Linked DNA regions of Mus musculus: region 2 is linked to region 1. Evidence: chromatin loops called from intact Hi-C (ENCODE). Cell type or tissue: gastrocnemius. All regions are shown on one strand. Links, peaks and the distances in the headings refer to the core of each region. The heading gives the core; the rest is flanking DNA.

Region 1 (8,740 bases), core at 298-8,297:
CTACCTGAACACAGCTGGTGGCAAAGCTCATTTGACTAAGCACTTTGGTTGTGTTGAGCATTTTTGATATCTGTTCTGGCTCCATCTTAACCTTCCTTCAGCCTCGTGTAAACCCGTGGAAAAAACCAGCCACGTGGCATAGCACATGTATCATTAACTGGTTTATACCTTGAATCTTCCCTCAAAGTGGGGAGATGGGAGTAAGGTCACCAACACTAATGTAATGCTTTGGAGTTCAATAATGCTTAAATTCCCAAATAAAGATGACAAGATGGTTCACATGTTCAGCCATTTCATTCAGTCTGAGCACAAGCTTCGACTCTCCCAACTGCAGGTGGATAGGACATCAAGAAAAAGCCAAATATGTGATTGATCTTCCAACATCTGGAAAAAAAAAAAAAAAAAAAAAAAAACCTAAGAAGCGGGTACCTAACCAGGCAGGGTGCAGCTTGGGATAGTGAAGGCTGTGTCTGTTTCCAGAAAGACTGCCCTGGAAAGTATCTTTCTCAAGCGGCTGGCAGTTAACAAATCCTTTAAGTAGAACTTCTCAAGTCAGTTCATTGTTGTTCCCAGCTTGCCAGTTAACAACCTGCTGCTGGACCAGCTGTGTGGTTCCGGAGTGAGTCTGACAACACCCAGCCGGTTGGTTCAAAGGGTTCATAGATCCAGTACTTGGGTGACCTGATCTTGCTAAACTGCTACAGAAGGAAACTCCTTCTGAGCTGTTGGGAGTTCTTTCTGCAGTGGGCCAAGCACCAGCTTTGGAGGGCCCTCTGGACTCCTGTTAGGAAAGCAGACTTAGGAATCCCAGTCCGTGTTACAGGATCCCCAGATTCCTGGCCACAATAAAGCTGGAGTTGTCTCGGTGAGAATCAGGACTGACTCCTGGTGAACCGAGAGCAATTACCCATCTCTCTCGCATCTGCTCTACTTCCTTTACGTCCAGAAAAAGAGGTTACAGTTACAAGTGCTATAGGACACGTCCCCTTCCAGTATACAAAACATTTCCCTGTGGCTATCAAAAAACCCACTTGGAGCAGAGAAACTCAACAAGGAAAAGCAGCTTTCAAAAGTTCAGATTCCTGTTTTCCGCTTCCTGTCCTGGGATCGCACGATAGAGTCGCAATGATGAGATCCACGTGGAGCAGGTTCTTGGGGTGTCTAACATTCACCGCCGTGGGGCCCCTCCTCTTCAGTCCCGGGTAACTTTCTAGTATCTACGATCAGAGGGAAGAGTCAAGTCATCTAATAGCGCCTAGGCCGGTGGCAAGAAGACCCAGGAGAAGCACACTGCTCTATGGATTCAGAGTGGATCTAGGCGGTAGCTGGGACTCCGCGCACCCGCCGCTCTCAGGGAAAGCACAGGGCAGGGCTCCGAGGGGCGGGGCCGCGCATCCGGTGGGCGTGGTTTGGGTGGTAGCTGGGAGAGGGCGCGGCATGTAGGAAGCCCGAGCAGGCTGTGGGCGGGGCTATAATGGGCGTGACCAGGAGTCGAGTAGGCGGGGTTTGGGTATATTTGAGAGCAGACGCTCAGTCTCCGCAGGTTGGAGGAGTTTCTGGGGGCGGGGCCAGGTCCGTAGGAGGCGTGGCTTTACTCGTGGAGGCGTGGTTATATATTGGGGGCTGGGATTGAGGGCGGGGCGGACCGAGCACAAGGGTAAGCGAGACCGGAGAGCTGGTGAGAGCCGGCCGCGCCTGGGGCGGGAGAGCTCACCGTTGTTGGTTTGCTGGTGATCCGAAGTCGTCCACCCCACCCCCGCTGGGACCGAGCGCCCCCGGCGGAGCTCCAAGGGAGGCAGGCGCGTCGCCAGCCCCTTGCCGGCCCTCCCCCAGCTCGGGAAGAATGTGCCACCAGCTGTTCTCCTCCCGGGAGCACTTCGCCCAGAAGTGAGGAACTTGGAGGAAGGAGAGACAAAGGCTGTGGTTGGGACAGAGGAGGTCCGAGACGCGGACAAAAGGTGCGGAGGAGCAGCAGCGACCGGGGGATGGCAGAGCGGCGGCTCCGCGGGCTGGAGTCGCCCCGAGGCGCACCGTGACACGCGTGGCTTCCCGGGACCTGCCGCTGCGCTGACTTCCGCGACTGGAGCCGTGCCGGGAAGGTGCGGGCGCCGGAACAATGGACAGCTTCTTTCCCGAGGTGAGTGAGTGGCGGGGAGGACCTGGCTGAGACCGGGACCCGGACCGGCACACCGAGCGCGCCCCAGCGCCTGCGCGTCCCCAGGAGGGGAAACTTTGTGGGAATCTCCTGAAACCCCACTCCCTCCGCCGGCCCCGAGTCTCGGATGAGTAAGCCTAGGCAGGTTTGAGTTTGTCCTGCGCTCGCATGTCCCCGGGCGTGGGTGGCTAGCTGACACTCCGCGCCAGGTGAGTCCCCGGGCGCCGGGTGGGGGAGAGCTGCGGACCGGACGGCTCGGGTGCAGGAAACGCGGTAAAAGGCGCAGCCGGGAGGTGCCTTGCTCCAAGAAAGGTCTGGGACTTCCTTTGCTGAACGTGCGGGCTTCCTGTGGCTTCCAGAGGAGCCGGCTAACGAAGTGTGAGCCGGCCGGCTGGGTCCTCGGTCACTGCTTGCCCTGCCTCATTGGGCTTTCAAGTCTGGGGTCCTTACTTTACTAGTACTGCTCAGGTCGGGTTTGCAGATAATTCCAGAGTACGAGACCGAATGATCTTGTTTTTAATGCCATTTTTTTTGGCAGATCTTGAATTCGAGTTTAAATAAAATTTGTTTAGGGCAAACAATGGTTATTTTAGAAGATGAAACCGATGCCCGCTTTAGGGTCTTTGAGGGCGGGACACCACAGTTACTTGAGACGGGACTTGAAAGTTCCCTTTTCCCCCAGGGATGGAGAGCCGCTCTGGTTTCTTGGCCCCGATTCCTTTCTTGGTTGTGTTTATTTAATAAATTCTGTTTAAGTTTTGAGGTTTGAAGTGGCTCAGAGTAAACTTAGCTGACTTTGAGAGAGGCTGATGAGATTTTTTGCTGAAAAGTCAGGGTGAGGTTTTTGTGAATCCAGGACAGTCTTGGAATCTTCCAGCAAATCAGAGTGGTGAGAATTTGCCTGTGCTTTGGCTAGCTTGCTTTGTCAGAGTTAATTGGCTATAGTGTTTCAAGGTCTGACGTTCACTTACTGTACTCTCAGACAGCTACTTATAATGGCCACAGTGATGTATTGTATAATGTTCGAATTGACTTTTACCAAAGTGTTTGTCTCTGTCACCCTGAAAGGCATCCTGGAAAGACATTAACCATCCATTACTTAAAAGAAGGGAAATATATAGAAAATAGAGACCTCAGAAATATATAGAAACTAGAGACTCCTTAATGGCTTTTTAAATTCGTGGGTGTTTGTTTCCTACCTGTATGAAGGCAGCAGGACTTTTGAGTTGGTCTACAACAGTAAATTACCGCTAGGCTGGGTTTTTAGTTGCTTTTATCTATAAGAAGAATGAGGTTTTGTCTCTAGGGAAAATAGTTCTTGACTTGGTGATCTTTTAGAAAACTTGTGTGTGGTTGTTGAAGGGCCACCAGTCTCCCTAAGCCTGAAGACCAAAGTCTCCCCTTGGGTAGAACTCTGCCCCCTAGTGTTAGTGGCGGAAACTTAACCCTAGCACTAACCCCTCTAAGTTATGGGACTATTCAGTAATTCCAAAAACTCCTTTTCACCTGTGTTTCTCTGTGAGGAGATCTCCGTGATTGGAATAACAGTGAAGTTGTCTTTACTGGTTGCCTATTTTCATTTTTCCTCTTTCTAGTGAAGAATCTTAACCCAAAGATTAGTAAGTTACCAGCCCAAGGTTGAAGAATGTGTTACTGGAGGCCTAGCCTTTCCCCTTTGATGCCGGTGGCTGGTATTTCTGGGATATACATATACATATACATATACATATACATATACATACATACACATATATACACATACACACACACACACATATATATATATATTGCTTTTAATTTGCTGGCATGTTTATGTTAACATCATGATTTCTAGTGTTTATGTTATCATAGTGATTTCTAGTCAGCTGTCAGCATTCTGCCCTCCACGTAGCGGCGGGGCAGGTGAAAAAGCTAAACAGTGATGTAGTGATGGGAGACACACACCTGACATAGAGCCTTTTACCTTAATGTCTGAGAACACCGTCAGTTGTCCTGAGAAGGTTTATCCAGTTAGACTGGAAAGCGCTGGAATCACATGGTGTCCAAGGGCAACTAGCTTCTAGGGACTGATTGGTATCCAGGAGCAAGCTAGCTTCTAGGCCTTCCTTAACACTAAGCAGTGTTCTGCTCTTTGTTAACTTTTCTCTGTGATTTAGAGATAACGACCTGTTGCTTGTTAGCCAACAATTTGAAACTCATGCTAACAACTAAAAAAGAAATTAACCGAGTGAGGCCTTACATGTGTGAGTCAGATAACAAGGAAGTAGGAGACACTTGTGATTCTGTGTGGCTGCTGCGTAGACCACCTTTGTCATTGGGGGCCAGGTACCTCTTTGCTGGAGGGGCTGTCTACGCCCATAGCACAGAGAGCAACATCTCTGACCTTCACTCACTCAAGACATGTACCCTTCCCCTCAACTTTCAACACCCAGAATGTGTGCAGATGTTACTGAAGTCACTACAGCCACAAAACAACTCCCAGCTGAGCTGCCCTGAGAGAAGCAGTTGCCTCATGGTCCTAATTCCTGTGTGTGCGCTTCTTGTCTGCACTTGCCTGGTTTAACTGGGATCAGACATCCTGTTAGGGGCCAGTGGCCAGGGAAGCTTGCAGGGCTTGTGCCAATCAGCTGACACTGCTGCCTTTAAAATTCGCTCCAGGATTGGCGAAAGGGAGTGTGCCAAACTCCCCAGTCAGGTTTCAGTTTCTTCATGGCCTTCATTAAGTTTTTATGACTTCTCTTGAGTTAATTGTGTGTGCTCATGCGTAGGAAAGCTTGTGTTTTCTGCATTTCTTGTGACATTGTTATTAAAGAGTTGACTTCAGGCAGAAACTAGGTTTAGGTATGTCTGTAACCAGAAGCAATTATGTACAATAAAACACACACACACACACACACACACACACAGAGTGAGAGAGAGAGAGAGAGAGAGGGAGGGAGGGAGAGAGAGAGAGAGAGAGAGAGAGAATAGCAAAGGTTCCGCTGCAGAAATGACAAGACTGTTGTGCAAAATCGTTGAGGTTTTAAGTGGGCTCTGTGTTCCCATCCCCAGAGCCAAGGGCCTGTGGTTGTGTCTGGAATACAGTGGGGCGCCAAGCATTTCCAAAGAGCTCAGCTCTGCTTTTTATTTTAGGCAGAGGTGTGGCATAATGGCTCTCTGAGTAGCAGACCTTTCAGGGATTAACAACCACATAAATGGACACGTTCATGTCCATACTAAATCTATGGAGGTTGCATATACATAAATGTAAGTGTAGAAAGCGGATCGTAATGTTTCAGGAGGCAGCTTGTTAGTGAACATATGGTAGATAAGCCTCTTTCTCAGAGTCTGGTTCAGTCTGGCTTACAATGTAGCCCTAATGATGTTCCGAGGAGGGCTGCAGGTGTAAGTTAGTGGTAAAGGTCTGGAGTTAAAGACTCAAAACCACACGCGCAAACACACACAGACACACTACACAGAGACACACAAACATACATACACACTGTACATAGATATACAAACACATATACACCACATACACACCACACGCACATATACAAACACATACACATCACACACTCACAAACACATACCACACACAAACACACCACACAGATACAAACACAGACATACATAACACACACAAACACATACACCACACATATACAAACACAGAAAGACACACCATACACACAAACATATAACACACACCACACACACACACACACACACACACTCCTGCTTAGCTTGGGAAGGCACCATGCGTTGATTGTTACTTTGAGTTATTGAGAGAGCATTTTAAGCTGGGATATAGACCCCTCAGTCTCTCTTTTCCCTCCTCTCTGGCTAGTGTATTCTTTGTGCATGGGAGAGAGATAGTGAAATTTCTTGTTAGAAGAAAATGGAGACATTGGTATTTTCTGTCATCTCTTCCACATCTCATCTGCTCCTAATATGTGAAGGAGTGCTAAGGACCTGTGTCCCACCAAATCTTGAGGACATTAGCTGGGTCCTCTCTGCCTTGTTTCACAATGAGGTTACAGTCTCTGGCCTGGTCCGAATAGTCCTCAAGAATTCCCCTTGTCCAGTTTCCCCCACCCCATGTCCAGGACAGCAAAGCTGGAGGAACAGCTGCAGGCAGACAGTTGTTCTAGTGCAGAGCACTGAGCTCTTGGTTAGGCGAGGCTGAGAAAGCCTGCCTCTCCCACAGCACGTGGCCTGATGTGCTAGCTGTACATCTCAAAACCAGGCAGAAACCAGCCTGGGCCAGGCCTGCAGTGTTTAACCAGAGTCGGGGAGAGACAGGGCTGCATTCCGCCTTTCTAGCCGTAACCTCATTAAGTGGCTTCACTTTTGCGCACTCAAACCTTGAACTTGCTCATCTGCTCTTGGGATTAGTAGGGTTGATGTGTTTCAAAAGTTTGGGTTCTGATTGCCTGATACTTCCCTGTTAAGAATTTGCAGGGGAGTTGGAAGAGCAAGCCACCAGGGAGGCCTGTGTGTGGCTTGGTACCATTTCCTCTGCCACTCGAGCAGAGCACCACGGAAAGGCGAGTGAAAGCTTTCCATTCTTAGCATCCATCCATCTACCCTGCGCCTGCTGACTGGGATCAAAGCATCTGGGAGCCGCCTGTGGTCAGTAGGCTTTCCAGGGCCCTGACTGACAATAAGTGGACGTTCTACTGTCTGTCTCTCTTGGTTGTTAGGGAGGTGTGTGGTTAGATTTACAAAGCATTACCTGTGGTAGGTGGTGGATACTAGAAGTCAGAGATCAGAGCTCTACTTAGAAGTAAAAACAAAAAAACAAGCTAAAAAGTCTTTTTTGAGATGAGATCGTGACAAGATGTGCATTGCTCAGAGAATAATACATAATACTTGGCATTGCCCCGTGAGAGTCCTTTCCTTTCTAGCCTTATACATTTCATTTTATTTTTTTAAAGATTTGTATTTATTTATTTATTTATTTATTTTTTTAAGACAGGTTTTTCTCTGTGTAGTTTTGACTGTCCTAGAACTCACTCTGTAGACCAGGCTGGCCTCCATCTCCGAGATCTTCCTGCCTCTGCCTCCGGAGTAATGGGATTAAAGACCTGTGCTACCACCACCTAGCAAAACCACATGCTTTGATAATATTTCCCTTCATCTCCCTTCATCCACTCTACCTTAATTCGTTTCCCCACACATCCGACTGTGTGTGTTCTATTTTTTAATCCTTCGGGATCAGCTTTGTGTTGGCAAATATTCTTGGCTATGCAGTCTTCCACTGGAGTGTGGTTGCTTTACTGGGGGCTACATTCCTTGAGAAAACTGCCCCTCCTGCTCCTAGCAACTCATAGTTGTCTTTAGTTCTGTGTCTAGAGATGGGATTGTGCACACAGCCCTGGCTCCATTCTGGAATTTGGTCTGTCTTGGGCTTGAGCAAGCTTTGTATCTGCTGTCGCAACTCCTGTGAGCTCCTCCATGCAGCTACCCCCATGTGTCCAGAAGATGATGTTTTCTTTTAGTGATCCATTGCCTCAGGCTTCCACACTCTTTCCACCCTTGTCTGTAATGAATCCCGAGTCTTCAGGGTACAGTGCAGCCTATATATTCCCCTTAGGACACCTTGGCCAGGAAAGGGCCTCTGTGTTAATCACCATCTACTGCAAAAACAAACTTCTGGGATGAAGAATGAATGAGACTTGGATGCACTGATCTCTGAGTACGATGATAAGCCATGAGGAGTCAGTTTAATAGCTTGTCCATTTAGTGGCATAATAGTAGATTCTCCTGTAGAACCCATGGCCCATCTTGTCATAGCTTCTTAGCCTGACAAGGGGGCTAGGTAAGGGTTTCATCCTGTGGAGCGGGACTTAGATCCAACTAGGAAATGGTTGATAGGGCTAGAGAGGTGGCTAAGTGGTTCAGATCACTGGCTGCTCTTATAGAAGACCAGGGTTTAATTTCCAATAACCATGGGGCAGCTCAGAATCATCTGTAACTCCAATTTGAAGCAGTCCATTGTCATCTTCTGGCCTTGCAGCCATTGTACACATGAGATGCAAATATATACCTACAGGCAAAACACCTCTCTCTCTCTCTCTCTCTCTATATATATATATATATATATACACACACATATACATACATACACATATATGTATATGTATATATGTGTGTGTGTGAATATATATGTATATATGTATATATATGCATGTATGTATATATATATATATATATATATATATATATATATATATATATATATATATGACTTTAAGAAAGAAAAAGTGATTGGTTACTCCCATGGTGCCCATGCCACTGATGCACTGGTGGGCATGTGTTGCTAGGCCCGGGACTATCATAGTTTGAAGGATCTGTCACTCTTCTCTAGTAGCTTGCAAACCTTGCAAACCCTTCCCAGCTCTCTGAAGGCTAGGCAGTAGGGCAAAGCTTCCAGGTCTTGAACCAGCTTGATTTGGGCCATATTCTACGATCCAAGCGGGTAACGTCCTTAGCAATAGGGTCTTAGCATCAAGTTCTGGGGTGTGACCAAGAGCAGTGGCAATAGCTGTAATGTTTGTGGACCCGTGGGACCTCCCTGGCCAACAGTTCCAAAGCAAGCAG
Region 2 (8,740 bases), core at 582-8,581, 360 kb after region 1:
CTGTGAGCATCCACTTCTGTATTTGCCAGGCACTGGCATAGCCTCACAAGAGACAGCTATATCACGATCCTGTCAGCAAAATCTTGCTGTCATATGCAATAGTGTCTGGGATTGGTGGCTGTTTATGGGATGGTTCCCAGGGTGGAGCAGTCTCTGGATGGTTCTTCCTTCCATCTCAGCTCCAAACTTTGTCTATGTAATTCCCTCCATGGGCATTTTGTTTCCCATTCTAAGGAAGAATGAAGTATCCACACTTTGGTCTTCCTTCTTCTTGGGTTTCATGTGTTTTGCAAATTGTATCTTGAGTATTTTAAGTTTTGGGGCTAATATCCACTTATCAGTGAGTGCATATTATGTGAGTTCTTTTGTGATTGGGTTACCTCACTCAGGATGATATCCTTCAGATCCATACATTTACCTAAGAATTTCATAAATTTATTGTTTTTAATATCTGAGTAGTACTCCACTGTGTAAATGTACCACATTTTCTGTATCCATTCCTCTGTTGAGGGACATCTGGGTTCTTTCCAGCTTCTGGCTATTATAAATAAGGCTGCTATGAACATAGTGGAGCATGTGTCCTTATTACCAGTTGGAAAATCTTCTGGGTATATGCCCAGGAGAGATACTGCTTGATCTTCTGGTATTACTATGTCTAATTTTCTGAAGAACTGCCAGACTGATTTCCAGAGTAGTTGTACCAGCTTGCAATCCCACCAGCAATGGAGGAATGTTCCTCTTTCACCACATCTTCGCCAGCATCTGCTGTCACCTGAAATTTTGATCTTAGCCATTCTGACTGGTGTGAGGTGGAATCTTAGGATTGTTTTGATCTGCATTTCCTTGATGATTAAGGATGTTGAACATTTTTTCAGGTGCTTCTCTGCCATTTGGTATTCCTCAGTTGAGAATTCTTTGTTTAGCTCTGTACCCCATTTTTAAATAGGGTTATTTGATTTTCTAGTGTCCAGCTTCTTGAGTTCTTTGTATTAGATATTAGTCCCCTATCGGATTTAGGATTGGTAAAGATCCTTTCCTAATCTGTTGATGGCCTTTTTGTCTTATTGACAGTGTCTTTTGCCTTAGAAAAGCTTTGCAATCTTATGAGGTACCATTTGTCGATTCTTGATCTTACAGCACAAGCCATTGCTGTTCTGTTCAGGAATTTTTCCCCTGTGCTCATATTTTCAAGGCTTTTCCCCACTTTCTACTCTGTAAGTTTTAGTGTCTCTGGTTTTATGTGGAGTTCCTTGATCCACTTAGACTTGAGCTTTGTACAAGGAGATAGGAATGGATCAATTCGCATTCTTCTACATGATAACCACCAGTTGTGCCAGCACCATTTGTTTTGAATGCTTTTTTCCCACTTGATGGTTTTAGCTCCTTTGTCAAAGATCAAGTGACCATAGGTGTGTGGGTTCTTTTCTGGGTCTTCAATTCTATTCCATTGATCTACCTGTCTGTCGCTGTACCAGTACCATGCAGTTTTTATCACAATTGATCTGTAGTACGGCTTGAGGTCAGGCATGGTGATTCCACCAGAGGTTCTTTTATTGTTGAGAACAGTTTTTGCTATTCTAGGTTTTTTGTTATTCCAGATGAATTTGCAAACTGCCCTTTCTAATTCTGTGAAGAATTGAGTTGGAATTTTGATGGGGTGTCTTAGAGTTTCTATTCCTGCACAAACATCATGACCAAAAAGCAAGTTGGGGAAGAAAGGGTTTCTTCAGCTTACAGTTCCATACTGCTGTTCATCACCAAGGGAAGTTCCAAAGTTCCAAAGTCCTTCCACAGTCATCCCCAAAACATGGTCAGGTTGTCACAGGAATACCCCACCCCTGGTACCAACTTCTGTATTAATCAGGGTTCTCAAGAGTCAACAGAATTTATGGGTAGTCTCTAAATAGTAAAGGAATTTATTGATGACTTACAGTCTGCAGTCAAACTCCCAACAATGGTCAGTAGCAGCTGTGAATGGAAGTCCAAGGATCTAGCAGTTGCTCAGTCCAACATGACAAGCAGGCAAAGGAGTGAGAGAGAGCCTTCCTTCTTCCAATGTATAGTCTCCAGCAGAAGGTATAGCCCAGATTAAAGGTGTGTGCTACCACACCTTTAATCCCAGATGACCTTGAACTTGGAGATCTCCCGGTCTTAATCTTCTGGAGTCAATAGCCACTAGGCCTCAAGATCTCCATACCAAGATCCAGGCCAGAAACTTCTATCTCCCAGTCTCCAGATTGCAGTCATTGGTGAGCCTTCCAATTCTGGATTGTAGTTCCTTCCAGATATAGTCAAGTTGACAACCAGGAATATCCACTACATGGGGATTGCATTGAATGTAGATTGCTTTCGGCAAGATAGCCATTTTTACTATATTAATCCTGCCAATCCATGAGCATGGAGATCTTTCCATCTTCTGAGATCTTCTTCGATTTCTTTCTTCAGAGATTGAAGTTCTTATCATACAGATCTTTCACTTCCTTAGTTAAGAGTCACACCAAGGTATTTTATATTATTTGTGACTATTGTGAAGGGTGTTGTTTCCCTAATTTCTTTCTCAGCCTGTTTATCCTTTGTGTAGAGAAAAGCCACTGACTGAGTTAATTTTATATCCAGCTGAAGCTGTTTATCAGGTTTAAGAGTTCTCCAGTGGAATTTTTAGGGTTACTTATATATACTATCATATCATCTGCAAATAGTGATATTTTGACTTCTTCCTTTCCAATTTGTATCCCCCTGATCTCCTTTTGTCATCTAATTGCTCTGGCTAGGACTTCAAGTACTATATTGAATAGGTAGGGAGAAAGTGGGCAGCCTTGCCTAGTCCCAGATTTTAGTGGGATTGCTTCAAGTTTCTTTCCATTTAGTTTATTGTTGGCTACTGGTTAGCTGTATATTGCTTTTACCAACTTCTGTATTAATCAGGGTTCTCAAGAGTCAACAGAATTTATGGGTAGTCTCTAAATAGTAAAGGAATTTATTGATGTTTAGGTATGGGCCTTGACTTCCTGATCTTTCCAAGACTTTTATCATGAATGGGTGTTGGATTTTGTCAAATGCTTTCTCAGCATCTAATGAGATGATCATGTGTTTTTTTTTTTGTCTTTGAGTTTGTTTATATAGTGGATTACATTGATGAATTTCTGTATATTAAATATTCCCTGTATCCCTGGGATGAAGCCTACTTGATCACGATGGATGATCATTTTCATGTGTTCTTGGATTCGGTTTCCGAGAATTTTATTGAGTATTTTTGCATTGGTATTCATAAGGGAAATTGGTCTGAAGTTCTCTTTGTTGGGTCTTTATGTGGTTTAGGTATCAGAGTGAATTGGGTAGAATACCTTCTGTTTCTATTTTGTGGAATAGTTTGAGGAGAATTGAAATTAGGTCTTCTTTGAAGGTCTGATAGAACTCTGCACTAAACCCATCTGGTCCTGGGCTTTTTTTGGTTGGAAGACTATTAATGACTGCTTCTATTTCTTTAGGGGAGATGGGACTGTTAAGATCGTTAATCTGATCCTGATTTAACTTTGGTACCTGGTATCTGTCTAGGAAATTGTCCATTTCATCCAGGTTTTCCAGTTTTGTTGAGTATAGCCTTTTGTAGTAGGAAGGATCTGATGAGGCTTTGGTCAACTCTTGTAGTGACCCATCTAATACTAGTTTCTTGACAAAAACATGAATCCACTCATTAAGGTAAAGCTCCTATGACTTAATTACCTCTTAAGTGTTCCATTGCCTTCCAACACTGTTACACTGGGGAACAAAATTCTGGCCCTAGAACCTTTAAGGGATATACCATATCTAAATAATAGCAAGCATAATTAACAAGTGGTAAATAGACTAAGGCTACACCCCTAGCAGAGGACAAACTAGACTGACCACAGTCTGTTCTCTCGAGTTCACTACAGAATCAATGGAGGGAGCAGTGGTGCTCTGAAGAGGAAAAGTAAAGGGTACTGAGAAGCCGAAGATGCTAAATAGGATTGTGAAAATAAACAAGAGCAAGCAGAGAGGAAATCAAGGATAGCAACAAATGCAAAATCAAATAGGAAAAAAAAATCTAGAAATGCTTTTCTTTATATAGCTAATTTCTGCTTTTCATGGAGACTTGAAAATACATATATTTTGCTCACTTCAGCTGGTGAGGAATACTAGATATATTTCTCAAAATGAGATGTTTAGAAAGTTATTCCAAAATTTCTATATAATCTCGAAATAAAAACTTTCTGCAACAAAGAAAAAAAATGAGATTTTACCTTTGCACTACAAAATCGCAGTTTTAAGAAACACTGAATAGACTCTGCCCTGGTATTATTCTAGTGTTGGGTATGGGGCCATGAAAGGGAAGCCTGTTTTCACGGAACTTATACTCAAGATGACTAACATGATGTATGACTAGGCCTTCTGATTTGTGCATAATTATAAGGTTTCCCTGGATGCAGGACTTCCATTGCTAAGCCTGGGAGAAAATAACAAACACTAGTAGTAGCTGCTCTCTCAAAGCAATCCATAAAGTCCACCTGGCCCCACTCCGCTGTTCTTCATGGACTTCTGACCAGGCCTTTCACATTAGATGAGCTGAGAATACTGTAAAAGTACTTAGTCAGGGAGCCGGGTGTGGTGGCGAACGCCTTTAATCCCAGCACTTGGGAGGCAGAGGCAGGTGGATTTCGGAGTTCGAGGCCAGCCTGGTCTACAAAGTGAGCTCCAGGACAGCCAGGGCTATACAGAGAAACCCTGTCTCAAAAAACCAAAATAAATAAATAAATAAATAAAGTACTTAGTCAACACCAGAACTGCACAGGCAAAAGGGAAGCTAACTGCCACCCTATGAAGACAAATATTACTATGGGGAGATTCAATTGACAAGGAAAGAACATCTCTTACTATTAGCCAAGCGAGTCTTCTCTGATGAGACTCCTCCAGCCATGGTAAAATACTAACCCTTCAGGTTACTTCAGCCTTCGCCACAGGTTCACCATGAACTCATGTGAGAGTACATAAGAACCACCTAACTCGGGCACGCTTGCCTTGCAGAAACTGAATGTTTTGATGCTAAATACTAGTGATTCAATATAGCACAACAGATAACAGTGATAAAAAGCAATACCTAGTAAGGACTTAAGAAATGGGGTGTTGCAGCAGTATGTAGCAGAGGATTGCATTGTTTGGCCTCAGTGCCAGAGCATGTGCCTAATCCTCTAGAGACTTGATACCCCAGGGAGGGGCTTTGCAGGAGGGGGGTCACCCTCTCTGAGGTGAAGGGGAGGGAGTATAGGGGAAAGAACTCTGTGAAGGGGACTAGGAGAGGGCAACATTTGGGATATAATTATAATAATAACAAAAACAACAACAACACAAAAAAAATACTGGCATTATTTTTGACAAAAGGCTCTAGAACCCCCCCCCCCCCAAAGGCATTTGGGCAAAGGTTTACAAAAGGGAGCAAGCTGGCAGAAAGATATTCAGGCAGAATAGCATAGCAACGGATTTCTAACACAATACCAAAAATATACTTGCTTAACCTGTTAGAACAATTGACATTGAATCAGGGTGAGTTAAAGGCAGGGATAGAACAGAGGATTTGCCAGGCAGTGGTGGCATACGCCTTTAATCCAAGCACTTGGGAGGCAGAGGCAGGTGGATTTCTGAAGGTCGAGGCCAGCCTGGTCTACAGAGTGAGTTCCAGGACAGCCAGGGCTACACAGAGAAACCCTGTCTCAAGAAAAAAAAAATCGAACTGATATGAATTGCTGCTGTTATACACACAGGGTCTCCAAGGTTTAGTACCCACGATGGAGCGTAAAATCACAGATAGATCCTTTTAAAGTTTTAGATGCTGAAAGAGTATTTCGATCATTAAAAGCAACTTCACCTAGTTTGACTTTTTTGTTTGTTTGTTTTTATTAGGTATTTATTTCATTTACATTTCCAATGCTATCCCAAAAGTCCCCCACACGGTCCCCCACCCACTCCCCTACCCATCCACTCCCACTTTTTGGTCCTGGCGTTCCCCTGTACTGGGGCATATAAAGTTTGCAAGTCCAATGGGCCTCTCTTTCCACTGATGGCCAACTAGGCCATCTTCTGATACATATGCAGCTAGAGACACGAGCTCTGGGGGTAATGGTTAGTTCATATTGTTGTTCCACCTATAAGGTTACTTTCTCTAGCTCCTCCACTGGGGGCCCTGTGATCCATCCAATAGCTGACTGTGAGCATCCACTTCTGTGTTTGTTAGGCCCGGGCATAGTCTCTACTTTGACTTTTTATATGGCTACTTGGATTTAAAAATCTCACATGTGGCTCGGATTATATTTTGTGGGACAGTGGCTAGGCTGTACTTTCGGCTCCCAGCAGGGAATCTTTTCTGTTCAAGAGCTCTGACCGCCCCCTTCGCTGCAAAGAGCTTGGGTCGGTTTGGCCTCCGGAAGTTCCACGCTGTCGCCACGTTTGATCCCCCTTTCCAGAGGCGCGAGAGACAGTCTTGACGGGATCCATCTCTCAAGAGCAGTCCCAGAACCATCCCAGGCACCCACGCCCTTCTTTCCCTCACAAGCCCATCCCTCTGACCTCGTCACGGCAAGCGACACAACCGCTAAGCCCTCAGGAGGCAGCGGCATCCTCCAGGCACACGCCCACCTTTGATTGACAGGGCGGATCCAGGCGCGAAGAGAGCGACATGAAACTTCGTCATTTCCGGGGACCCAGGCGGGCCTTCTTAAGCCAGCTGCCAAGAGTTTCCTGTGCGAGTCGGAAGTTCCCTCACTTAGAACTCGGAAGTTCCCTCACTTAGAGCCCGGAAGCTGGTGTCTGGTGTGTCTTTTCCTGGCTGTGGGCGAAGGAGGTTCTCTGCGTTTGTGGGACTAGAAGGCGGCCGGTCAGGCTTAGAAGGTTCTCGGCTGGGTCGTCTCTGTCTTCCGGGCCCGGGGATGGCGGCTCTCACGTGCATCACCTGCCGGGTGGCGTTCCGCGACGCGGAGCTGCAGCGGGCGCACTACAAGACGGACTGGCACCGCTACAACCTGCGGCGCAAGGTGGCCGCCATGGCCCCGGTGACGGCCGAGGGCTTCCAGGAGCGGGTGCGGGCGCAGCGCGCGGTGGCCGAGGCGGCGGAGGCGAGCAAGGGCGCGGCCACCTACTGCACGGCGTGCGGCAAGAAGTTCGCCACCTTCAACGCCTACGAGAACCACCTCGGCTCCCGGCGGCACGCCGAGCTGGAGCGGAAGGCGGTGCGGGCCGCGAGCCGGCGCGTGGAGCTGCTGAACGCCAAGAACCTGGAGAAGGGGCTGGGCGCGGACGGCGTCGACAAGGACGCCGTGAACGCCGCCATCCAGCAGGCCATCAAGGCCCAGCCCTCCACGTCCCCCAAGAAAGCGCCCTTCGTGCCCACGGACGAGTGCGGGAGGGCGGCGGCGGGCGCACGGGGCGTCCCGGAGCGAGACCCGACGGAGAAGCCGCCCCGGCTCCAGTGGTTCGAACAGCAGGCGAAGAAGCTGGCGAAGCAGCAGTGGGAGGACGGAGAGGAGGAGGGAGAGGAAGAGGAGGAAGACGACGAAGACGAAGGTAGGTAAGGGTCCTGTCGGGGTTGGGGCGAGCGGGAGGCTCCGGGAGACATCGCGATGGAGACGAAGGGCTGGGTCCACGTTCAGCGATGTCGCCCTCCCCTGAGGCCCCCAGCCCGAGCCTTCTTCAGTGTTTACCTTTGCGACATCCATTCCCAGGCTGGACCCTGACTTTCTTCTTATCCTTTTACCGCAGCCTTTGAGGGAGTGGGGTTCCAGGCCCAGGGCATCCCGCCTGGATTTAAAGATGTTTCCTGGTTTATGACTTTTAACTAGTTAAGCAGATGGATTGTAGGCCTCCATACTTTTTTGGTGTTTTTTTGGTTTTTCGAGACAGGGTTTCTCTGTGTAGCCCTGGCTGTCCTGGAACTCACTCTGTAGACCAGGCTGGCCTTAAACTTTAGAAATCCCCCTGCCTCTGCCTCCCAAGTGCTGGGGTTAAAGGCGAGTGCCACCACTGCCGGGCTGTAGACCTCCATTCTTATGCTTGCTCCCGGACGCACCAAACTTCGTGTGGACCCGAAAGGGAACAGTATTTGGGGATTTCTATAGGACATTTTAGAGTGAGGGCAGAAGTGGTTTAAATGCCTCACTGCTCTTCATTTCCACAGGGCACTTTGTCTGTCTGCGTCTCTGTGGTGGATCCAGGACCTAGGGCATTGATTAAAAACAGAATAAAAGAGTAGAGGCGCATTCTTAACGGGCAAAACATTCTTTTAGTTTGGATCAGGAAGGGTTACACTGGTGCACAGAAAGCTATGCTGTTGGCACGCTGCTGTAGAATGTGTGGTTAGAATGGCTTAGGATTTTACATTTCACTTAGTTGACTAAAACTGAGTGAGGGTTTCGTGTTGCCTGCAAGCCTGACTTGTGGGGCTCCAGCCAGCCCCAAGGTTCCTTACTTTGTGAGTTCTTTATTCACCCCCACGGCACTGTTGATACTGACAGTGTTTGTGTTCATGTCTTGGTCGGTTTATACTTCTGTAACCAAGCATCTTAAGCCTGGTAATTTATAAACAACATGAACTTATTTTGCCACAGTCATGGAAGATGAAGTAAAAAATGAAGCTACTGGCACCCTGACTGTTTAGTGAGGGCTTGCTCTGTGGAGGGGTATTTTTCTAAGCCTTACTTAATGATGGAAAAGGCAGATCTAGGGTGTGTACTCA

Evidence for each region. A loop is a pair of places that touch in the nucleus more often than their neighbours do. Peaks named below come from ENCODE experiments on the same cell type or tissue, not always from the same donor. Only the 100,000 strongest peaks of a DNase experiment are listed, where the experiment ranks them.
Region 2: it touches region 1 in a loop (2.9-fold over the local background); 4 of 42 quality-filtered maps call a loop at or near these places.

Annotation. Positions count from the first base shown.
Region 1 is chr15:25,620,894-25,629,633 of GRCm38, forward strand. Myo10 (myosin X) reads left to right here and starts at 1,657. Exons shown (of 41, transcript NM_019472.2): 1 at 1,657-2,137. The coding sequence starts at 2,117. In gastrocnemius, for the core only: CTCF peaks have their summits at 1,792 and 3,579 (motif pointing left); DNase peaks (open chromatin) are centred at 733, 1,497, 2,117, 2,354 and 2 more places; H3K4me3 peaks cover 6,184 bases; H3K27ac peaks cover 5,235 bases.
Region 2 is chr15:25,977,612-25,986,351 of GRCm38, forward strand. Zfp622 (zinc finger protein 622) reads left to right here and starts at 6,755. Exons shown (of 6, transcript NM_144523.3): 1 at 6,755-7,572. The coding sequence starts at 6,939. In gastrocnemius, for the core only: no CTCF peak of the experiment used is centred there; DNase peaks (open chromatin) are centred at 5,210 and 6,677; H3K4me3 peaks cover 2,702 bases; H3K27ac peaks cover 2,350 bases.